Regions from separate parts of the Homo sapiens genome. Here region 2 is linked to region 1. A link is a contact called in ENCODE Hi-C or POLR2A ChIA-PET data. All regions are on one chromosome and are shown on one strand. The core of a region is the stretch at or near the end of the contact, and the rest is flanking DNA. Distances in the headings are between cores, read along the strand shown.

Region 1 (5,370 bases), core at 1,888-4,387:
CCCAAAGTGCTGGAATTACACGTGTGAGCCACCACGCCTGGCCATAAATCTATTTTTATTAAAAATAAAACATATGTATATAATGCTTTAAAGTTTACAAAAAATTTCATACGCATTATTTCATAAAATTCAGAGAGGAAATGTAGATAAGGGTGTAACTTTTGGGATTAAACAGTCCTTGGTTTAATCTCAGTTCTGCCACATAATAGCTGTGTGACAGTTGGCAAGTCACTGAACCTTGTTGAAACTGTTTTTGTTATCTATGAAATACTGTTACTAGAATCTACCTACCTCATAGGGCTGCTGTAATAATTTAAAATCATATGATAGAATACACTACAATGTAATATATTACACATAATATGTCAAGAACTGTGTAGGGTCTGAAGTTTTATATTACTTACAATCTAACAAATTAGCCTGTTACTATTTCATGGATGCTGGCAGAAGACAGGAGGTTCCTGGGTCAGAGACAAATGACTTTATTACTCATGAAAAAGCATTAGCTAGAGTTTTATGTTGGCTTTCTTTGGTTGCCCACACCTCCCAAGTCTCACAGGGATGATGCAAAAGGCTTGCTGTGGTTTGAATATGTTCACCAGAAAGTATGTATTGCAAACGTAATCCCTAATGCAACAGTGCCTGAAGGTGGGGCCTCATGGGAGATGTTTAGGTCATGAGGGCTCCACCCTTATGCATGGATTAATGGCAATTATAAAAGAGCTTGAGGCTGTGAGTTTGAACTCTTGCTCATTTTTGCCTCTCTTGCCCATCTGCCTTCTACCATAGTATGACATGGCACAAAGGGCCTTGCTAGATGCCAGCACCATGCTCTTAGACATTCCAGGTTCCAGAATCATGAGCTAAATAAATTTATGTTCATTATAAATTACCCAGTCTCAGGTATTCTGTTATAGCAGCACAAAATGGACTAAGACATGGTTCAACACAGATGCCAGATGCCTGCACATACAGTGGGTTGTGTTACAGGAGAATAATACTGATGTAGGAAGATTTGCCACTTTTACAGTAAGAGGAAGCAAAACTACTCTTTGTCTAGGGGAAACATTACCTCATCACTCAAGATTGCTCACTAAAAACATAACCATGAGAAATGATCCAGATAAAGAGCAGTCAGGGCCTCATATTTTTGTTATAACCAGCAACAACATGCAAGGATACCCAAAACCCATGGTTCCCTGCCTCTCCCAATGTAATTTACCAAGGACTTAGTAATTACACGATAAACAATAGCTATCAGTTTGGATCTCATAAAACCCAATCATGAAAGAACCCTTTTCACAATCTATAGATTTGAGGAAATCAGCTCAGAGAAGTAAAATGATTTGCTCAGGGGTAATACCCTTTGTGGAAGTGGTGGATCTGAGTGTTCAAAAATCAGAAATTATGACACCAAATCCCATGGCCATTCTTCTCCATCTAGATCTATATTTGTAAGGATAGGTGGCACACACCATCAGCTCAGATTGGCCACATAATGTGTGGAGCTCAGTGCCAATATTTCTAGAACTCTTGAATTTTAGAGCCAGAATGGCCCTACTTATAATCTATTCTAGTGATTTCCCAACTGTGTTCACCAGAGACCGTTTTTTCCACTGAGCTTCCTCAGAGGCCACCAAGGGGTAGAGGCTGGGCACATAAAAGGAAGGTTGAGAAAGTCTCTATCAAAGCAGTTTCACTTGTATTGAGCTTACGCATAAGATTACTTCTGATTTTTTTTTCTAAAAGAAGGAGGTTGTATTAGTCTGTTTTCACATTGGTATAAAGATACTGCCTTAGACTGGGTAATTTATAAAGGAAAGAGGCTTAATTGACTCACAGTTCTGCATGGCTGGGGAAGCCAAAGGAAACTTATAATCGTGGCAGAAGCTGAAGAAGAAGCAATTACCTTCTTCACAAGGAGGCAGAAAAAAGAAAGTGTGTGAAGGAGGAACTGTCAAACTCTTATAAAACCATCAGATCTCGTGAGAACTCACTATCATGAGAGCAGCATGGGGGAACTGCTCCCACGATCCAATCGCTTCCCACCAGATCTCTCGCTTGACACGTTGGGATTACAATTCAAGATGAGATCTGGGTGGGGACACAAAGCAAAACCATATGGCGGTGCTCACAGAAAATCTCACATTTAACTCAACTATAATTATTTCAACAATGGAGAAATTAAGGCCCAGAAAGGTAAAGGGATATGATCAAATTTACATGGTGAGTAACAGATCCATGTCTCACCCTCACTTTCCGAGCTTTCAGCGAATGCTTTTTAGTTAGAGCTGTTATATAATAAGAGGTACTTTTAAAAGCAAACAGTAGCAAGACACTAACAGGAAGCCAGGTGCTTTGAATTGCCTGGCCAGACATGACAATGGCCCCGGCTAATGTAACACTGTGTTTGAAATCAGAAAAGCTTGATGTGACTTCCTGATAAACTGTGTAATCAGCTGATTGACGTCCATTCATTCACTACTTCATTCCAATGTTTATTAAGGGTCTGTATATGCCAGGCACTGTTCTAACTCCCAGCTACACAACTGTGGAAAAGATAGATTTTGAATGAGTTACTCAGACTTTCTCATTTATTTATTCAAAAATTGGTAATGAGCATTTACTATGAGTCAACCCTGTGGCAGTGGTAAGGACACAGCCTTCAAAGGAATCTCAGGTGAGTGGGAAAGGGGTTAACAAGTATTTATTACACAGAATAATGAGTATTAAATAGAGGTGCATTCTGAAGCATATAGGTGGACCTCACCCGGAGAAAGGTCTCAGAAAACTTAAGATGAAGATGAGATCTGAACAAGAAGGAGTTAGAATAGCTCAGTTATCATATCTGTAAAATGAGAATAACTCGATTATCTCATCTGTAAAATGGGAATAATATCTCCCCCCCAAGGGATACTGTGAAGGCCCAATGAGCTACATATGTGAAAAGTCCAGCCTGGCACTGAGGAGTGAACATTACACGTCACTTTCCATCTCTGTCTTTGAACACACAAGAGTTGACCAGGATCTTAGGTCTGTCTCTCTGTCTGTCTGTCTGTGGCTAATGACCTGTGAAATCAGCAGCCCACATAATAAGAAATCTTTGTCTCTGGCCTCATTAGAACCAGGTTCCCGGCAAGTAACCAGTTCCAGACACTGGCCTTGGAAGGGAGCCCGTGCTGCTGGCCACTTCATTTGGGAATTTCATCCTGTTTGCAAAGATTGCACCAAACAGAATTTTTCTCCTAAAGTGGTTTCCTCCCCCATCCTCCTCCCCTTCACCAAATGATTTATGTCTCGCTGAGGGCTTTTCCCCTTCATAGCCCATCTGGCCTTCCTGCCTCAGCCTGCAGGGAGGGTGTAATCCTGTGTTTGCAGCTTTACAGATGGTTTCTATGGAAATTATGACAATATTACAGCTATTGTGGAGCCACATCACTGCTGACTGAATGAGGAGACAGGACTTGAAAGGGGAAATTTGGAATTAAATATCAACAACCTACGTCCTTAGAGACAATGACTGGTTTTCATGGAGCTTTTCCTATCAACAGTAACAAACAATAACAAACCAATAGTGTTGTTGTATTAGCAATATAAAGAAAGGTTATTTCTCAAATTCTTTGTGCAAGCTACACAGTGTAGACAGAATCAGGCCCTAAGCAAGTGCTCACTGGTAATATTCAGACATCAGAGCAAATTAGAATTTTGGATAGGGGTTAAAAAATCGAGGCATATAACTCAGATAACCGAATGCTTCAAATCTCCACCATGTCACACAAGACCAGGCTACAACTGCATATGATTTGACGTGGTTTGTTAACTGCTCTCTAACATCAACAGAAGAACTCAGCAAGGAATTGGGAAACAGAAATGCTTATTTAGAGACAAGGAGTGGTCAGCATCCATTAATAGTTTCCAAAGATTGAGATGGTAAAGAAGTAACCACAAAACCCCTCCATTTAGAGTTTCTCACCAGCATCGTTCCTTACTTTTGCTGTGGGCCATACTTTTTATATTTGTATATTTTCCTACAGCCCATGAGAGTTTTAGTCTCTTTTTTCAACTATGTTTTGAGGTTGATTTAGGCAAGATCTCTTTTTTGTAACAGAAACTGTACTGCTTTTATTCGATTGCAAAAGCAACCCACAGCATCGTAGAAAATGTAGAAAATGGAGCTGAAGGAACAGAAGAAAACACGTCACACGTTATTTATTCCTCTTACCACTGCTAAGATTTTGTAAAATTTCCATTTAATTTTTTGATTGTGGCTGAGAGCGTGAGTTTGGAGATTTAGACAAAATTCTTGCTTTGTGAGCTGTCTGAGTTCATGCAGTTTACTTAATCTCTCTAAACCTCAGATTTTTAAGCCAAAGAGCTGATCATGCCTTCCTTCAAAGGGCCAAGCGACTAAATAAACCAGGAGTACTTCCTCACAGCAATACTCTCCCATAGCATCATTTTTAATGGCTCTAGAGTACTTTCCATCATATGAATATGACATTATTTATTTACAATATTCTATTACTAAATATTTCAGTCGTTTTATGTATTCTTTACTATTAAAATGCATAGAGTGACTTATAAATAATCTCCAGTCTCTCCCTTTGTTTCCTATGTATTATGCAGCAGAGAAATTTAATTCAACTAATTTACATCAAATACGCTGAGCACAAGTGTCTGTGGTGAGAAGTAAGTGGTAGGCCCTGCCCTTACAGAGCTGAGCAGGATGGTAGGTTGGAAACAGCACTGACCTGGGAAATAAGAAATTGGAGTCTCAGCTCCTCCTCCGCAATCCTCTTCTATTAACTGTAACTTGGGCAAAAGATCTAATTTTTCCTTTCTCATCTGTAAAAATGATGTAATTATAGTATCTTCTTCCAAGGATATTTGTGAACAGAATTAATTAATGTAAAGTGCTTTAAAAAGTGCCTGGCCCAGCACTATTCACAATAACCAAAAATGGAAACAACCCAATGTCTATCAGCTGATGAGAAGATAAATACAATCTGATATATACATACAATGGAATACTATGCAGCCATAAAAAGGAAAGAAGTACTGACACATGCCACAACATGGATGCACCTTGAAAACTATGCGAAGTGAAAGAAGACAAACACCAAGGCTACATATAGTATAATTTCGTTTATATAAAATATCCAGAATAGGTAAACAAGTAGAAAAAGAAAGCAGATTAGTGAATGCCAAAGGCTGGAGGTTGTGGTGTGATGAGAAAATTCTGGAACTACATTGTTGTGATAATAGTAAAATATTGTAAAGGTACTTTATACTTCTGAATTGTACTTAAAATGGTTAAAAAGGTAAGTTTATGTTATGAGTATTTTACAACAACTTTTAAAAAGCAATGCC
Region 2 (5,370 bases), core at 857-3,356, 47 kb after region 1:
GTGTGATCTTCAGAGATGAGAAATAAGGTCACTAGTTTGTTGCAGTTTCTGAAACATTAAATACTCCTTTATATTAGGGTGTCATCTTTCTGTTAGAAACAGCTGGCCAGGCACAGTGGCTCACGCCTGTAATCTCAGCACTTTGGGAGGCTGAGACGGGCAGAGCATCTGAGGTCAGGAGTTAGAGACCAGTCAGGAGTTAGAGCCTGGCCAACATGGTGAAACCATGTCTCTACTACAAATACAAGAATTAGCCACTTGTGATGGCGCGCACCTGTAATCCCAGCTACTCAGGAGGCTGAGACAGGAGAATCACTTGAACTCAGGAGATGGAGGTTACAGTGAGCCAAGATTGCACCATTGCACTCCACCCTGGGACTCTGTCTCAAAAAAAAAAAAAAAAAGAAAGAAAGAAAGAAACTGCTACCACCAGGATGGTTTCTTAGTTAGCATTACAAGTCATAACAAATAAGTGTGGATTATTCTGTCAGGCCCTTTCAAATGTGTCGACCTAACTAAAACATGCCTTATCTGGAATAAAACTTACATGAGGCTGTGTGCAGTACTCAAAAAAAATGCCTGCTAAGAAGTGAAAAAAAGGCCGGGCACAGTAGCTTATGTCTGTAATCCCAGCACTTTGGGAGTCTGAGGTGGGTGGATCACTTGGGATCAGGAGTTCAAGACCAGCCTGACCAACATGGTGAAATCCCGTCTCTACTAAAAAAACAAAATTAACTTGGCGTGGTGGTGTCTGTCTGTAATCCCAGCTACTTGGGAGACTGAGGCAGGAGAATCATTTGAATTCAGGAGGAGGAGGTTGCCGTGAGCCAAGATCATGTCACTGCACTCCAGCCTGGGCAATAAGAGCAAAACTCTGTTTAAAAAAAAAAAAAAGTGAAACAACCTGAACTGCTGCCATTGATATACTATTGATATATTGATATATACTTGGTATAAAACTGAGGATAAGTTCTTTTTCTTCTGTGGTCCTTAGTTTCCTGATCTGGAAAAGGAAAGGGTCAAACTAGATCAGGGGTTCTCAGAGATTGGTTTCCCATTAATGGTTGTGATTTAATATTTTCTCAAATAAAATTAAACAAAAAAGTGAACCAATATAAGGAAAACTCTGGGAAAATAGTTGTATGAATATTGTGTAGATATGGCAAAAACCATGAAGTTCATATAATTACTGAAATTTGGCAAATGCTACATGATACATCCTGGTTAATTGCAGTGAGAGGTGGCAAAATGCGTTGGCTACGAAAACCATTACTTTGTAAAGCTATCTCTTTCTCTTCCTCATTTATTTGATTTATGACATTAGGTTTTTAAATAATAATGTTAGTAATAATAATGATCTTTTTTTGAGTGTCTATTATATGCTAGTCCCCACAAATGAAGGGAAAGTTCTGGGAGGCCTTATGATGAGCCTGTGGTTTAGGTGATAAAGGAAGACCTCGCTGAAGAACAGAGACTGGAAGGATGTTGGAATTTAGTAAGATGAAGGGCTATAGGAGCACTTTCTATAAGACAAATGGCACCTATGAAGGCCTAAGGTTGAAATCAAACATGCGGTCCCTTCTAAAAACTAATAAATCCTCTGGGATTGCAGCACAGAGAATGAAGAAGAGAATTAAATCAATACCCAGGGCTTACTGAGCACGTACCTCACTGCTCACACCATGCTACGTGCTTTGCTTATTTCATTCAAGCCACACAAAGGCTCTATGGGGTCAGTATCATTATTCCATTTTATAGATGGGAACTAAAGCTTAAACTTAAAATGTCTTAAGCTGAGCACAGTGGTGGATGCTAGTCATCTCAGCTACTCAGGAGGCTGAGGCAGGAGAATGCTTTGAGCCCAGTTCGTGGCCAGCCTGCGTAATATAGTGAGACCCCCATCTCTTAAATAAAATAAAATAAAATAAAATAAAATAAAATAAAATAAAATAAAATAAAATAAAATAAAATAAAATATTGCTTGTGGTTACAGAGCTAGTAAAACATAAAGCCTGGATTTGAACACAATTAGTTTGCCTCCAGAGCCAGTGTGTAAGTCGCTATACAATACTGACAGCTGACTGCATGTGAGTCATCTCAGCTCCTCCAAAGTGTGGCCATCCTTTGATTTTCCTTTGCCCAGCTAGGATGACACATTGATTTAGCAATAGAGTACTTGTTCTCTGATCCTAGATAGGAAGCCTATTGTTAAAATAAACAGACATCGAAAGCATAACCAAAACTATTAAAATTTCATAAGCAAGCTTTATCCAAGATTCAGTACTGGGGATGAATATCAAAAGGACTTATTATGAAATCAAATCTTTTAAAACTTCCATATAATTTTCTTCTCCTTAACCTAGAGTTGAGAAAGGTAAAAATAACAGAGTTTTGTTTTCACTAGGAAAATAGTATAGCCTTATTTGGGACAAGAATTGAAAATGGACCTTCAGTCAATTTTTGTGCCACAATGTGATTTGGTGCAGAAAAAGCAAGAAGTCATTCATCACTATATTTAAAGAGATTTGTCTAAAGCTATAAAACTTCTTGTGGTTCAATATGTGCTCATCGTAATAGGCTAAATCTCTAATAATAATAAATATTACTCATCCCATTGTTAATGCTCAGAAGTTCCATATTTCATACCTCCGACTGCATTGCTATTGAACAAAGGATGAAGACAGTAATACAATCTGAGAATTATACCCTACCCAATTCCAACTTCAACAGATGGAGCAACTGACCCAAATGCTTTAATTCTAGTCTAAACTTGAAAGAAAGCCCTCTCATTAATGTTTGGGCTTACTATCTTACCACTGGAAAGTCGAAAAGAAAGAAACAAAAATAAAGGCAATGTTTACCCAAGATGGCTGGGAATTGAACCTACATTTTGAATAATATTGTTATTCTTTTGGCCTTTTCCTAAGAGGCATTTTGAAATAAAGTCATAACAGCTAAGAAGCCCTATTATATTCTCTTAAGTTAAATGCTTGTTGGGAAAGAGAAACATTCAGGAAATTAGAAGATTAAGAATCTAAGTGGTTTTTCCTTTTTAAAATATGACCATTTTGATGATTTCAATACTCTACAAAGAAATGATCTGTATTCACTCCACTCTTTTCAGTTTTTACTTTTCTGTGTTTGTATCATGATTAATGGTGATTTAAGTATATGTCCTTGTCAAGAGCCTAGAGAAGATGATTTAGGATTATGAACTGTCCTTGTTTGCCCAGAAGTGAGGGATATCCTGGGATGCAGGACTTTCAGTGCTAACGTGAGGACAGGCCAAGGGAAATCAGAATGGTTGGTCATCCTAAAATGGTGTTTCTTTGGCCTGGTTACAGATCTTTGCTTAAGTAAACCAGAGGAGACTGCCATCCCTTGTCTACTAAGTCATAATCTCCTGCAAGCCCAGGCATTTTTATTATCTTCAAAAGCTTCCCAGATTGTTCTGATAGCCAGCCAGATCTGGGAGTTTCTAAGGTGGTGCAAGGTGTTCCTAAATAGAATTGTTGAATTTGTCTCAAATGGAAAATGCAACTGATATACTATTTTTTAAAAAATTATAACATCTCTAAAGTTAAATTATATTTAAAAACAAAAGCAATGGCTTCTTTAAGAAGAGAGCCTGCTATAGTCTTAACATTTTACAAGGTACATACTCTTTTGAAACTGGGCATTTGTCCAAGACACCAAAGACTAAAACATTAGCTACCTACGCAGCTTTGAGAAATTTGGGGTCTACATTTAAACTGGATGATCTTTCTCCCACTTCATCACATTTCCCATCTCCCAGGGAGAGAGAGATGGGAAATAGAACTCTAAACAACTTCCTTCACTCAGAAGCCTCAAATAAAATGCTGTCTTCTCTTGCTTCTTACTTTAGATTCCTGACTTAAAAAAAAAAAAGCTGAAGCTTATAACTTTCTATTATAAAATAACTCATACTTTTCAAAACATCTGAAAAATATTTTTAAAAAGAAAGAAAAAGCTTATCCAACGACCTTCCCTTCGACACAACCAGTCTTAATATTCTGGTGTGTTTCTTTTTTACATTATTCCTATGTATTGCTTTTTAAAAATATATAATATAGCTATGATTATACTATGTATACAACATTACATTTCACCTTTTAAAAAAATTCACCATTGTAATATAAACATTACCATGTCATGACAAACCCATCACAAAGTTATTTTAATGGCAAAATGATATTTTAAGAGGATGCATGTAGTTCATTCGACAAGGTTCTTGACTAATTTTCAAGAGCAATGCCCTAAAAATAATCTACCAAATGCTGGTAGATCATTATGAGATAGATGCCCCAAAAATATAATCTAATGAAGAATCACTGTCCTCATAGTTAACCTACAACTAAAGTCTTTCCTTTAGGTTAAAGAATGAATACTTCCTTGAGACTATTTTCTTGTTTTGGTATTTTATTGGGGTTGCTTTTAATTTAGATGATAGAACAGTCTCAGATGGAATTTTAAAAAGAAAAAAAATCACCTATAACTCCACTGCTCTAAGAATGCCATTCCAAGATGTATATGCATAAAGATATTTACACAGGTATAATCATACAATGCATGCAATTTTGTGTTCCTTTTTTCCACTTAATATTACAGCTTCTTTGCCATGTTATTACATAGTCCTTATATCTATCATTTTAATGGCTGCATAATCATCTACAAGTTATTGCTTGTGGCAACACAGTTCCTTTAGGTTTGAGAATAGGCAACAATTATGTGGAATAATTGGGAAAAAGTTTATTTAAACATGTGCTAAAGCAGTGATTTTCTAATTTTGATGCTTGATGTGCCCCAAAGGTTATCGTGGTAAGGGTGATGAGGAGACGAATCAGGGACTACCCAATCATCCTTTAATTAATGTACTTCTCTTTTAAGTTTCCTTTTTGAAAATAGGGCTTAAAAAAAGTAGGAGGAGAAAAAAAAGGATAACATTAAATAATGCAACATTTATGTAGAGCATGCCATTTACCAACTATGTGACATTGGGCAAATGCCTAAGTTTGCTTATCTATAAAATGAGGATATTAATTTTACCTCATTCATTGGGTTGTGGTAAAAAGTAAATAAATATATATGTAATAAACATATATTGTTAGAACAATGCTTGATGCACCACTGTTGTATAAGCGTTTGTTGATAAATAGAATACTGGAAAAAAAAACAACAACAACAACATCCAGCCAGCAAACCTAGAGTGCATTCAGGTTTGTGAACTTTAAGCAAGAAGTAGAGCAAGTAGAGACAGTGGTAAATCTGCCAATGGCCATAATAGCCCCAAATCAGAATAAAGGTTAACCACAGGCTTCAGGGTAAGAATACCTAAGTTTATAATTAGAC

The links. Hi-C counts contacts between places; a loop is a spot of excess contacts on that map. ChIA-PET counts read pairs that join two places held with the same protein, here RNA polymerase II (POLR2A). Pooled maps may share reads with other maps.
Region 2: a map of endothelial cell of umbilical vein shows a loop between it and region 1 (3-fold over the local background). The contact joins two enhancer-like sites. A Hi-C loop is called at or near these places in 1 of 168 maps with a recorded cell type or tissue (endothelial cell of umbilical vein) and 2 of 50 pooled maps. POLR2A ChIA-PET finds 5 or more read pairs at or near these places in 2 of 52 experiments (B cell and endothelial cell of umbilical vein).

Annotation. Positions count from the first base shown.
Region 1 is chr5:147,480,979-147,486,348 of GRCh38, forward strand. All of the region lies in intron 1 of DPYSL3 (dihydropyrimidinase like 3), which reads right to left. Among named protein-coding and RNA genes, the nearest start is that of DPYSL3, 26 kb to the right of the region's middle. Within about 2 kb of position 3,138, at least 16 of the 41 ENCODE cell types and tissues checked have a DNase peak (open chromatin) inside an H3K27ac peak, as active enhancers do; they include endothelial cell of umbilical vein, where a contact is called at or near this core.
Region 2 is chr5:147,529,050-147,534,419 of GRCh38, forward strand. No RefSeq gene overlaps it. Among named protein-coding and RNA genes, the nearest start is that of DPYSL3, 22 kb to the left of the region's middle. Within about 2 kb of position 2,107, at least 4 of the 41 ENCODE cell types and tissues checked have a DNase peak (open chromatin) inside an H3K27ac peak, as active enhancers do; they include endothelial cell of umbilical vein, where a contact is called at or near this core.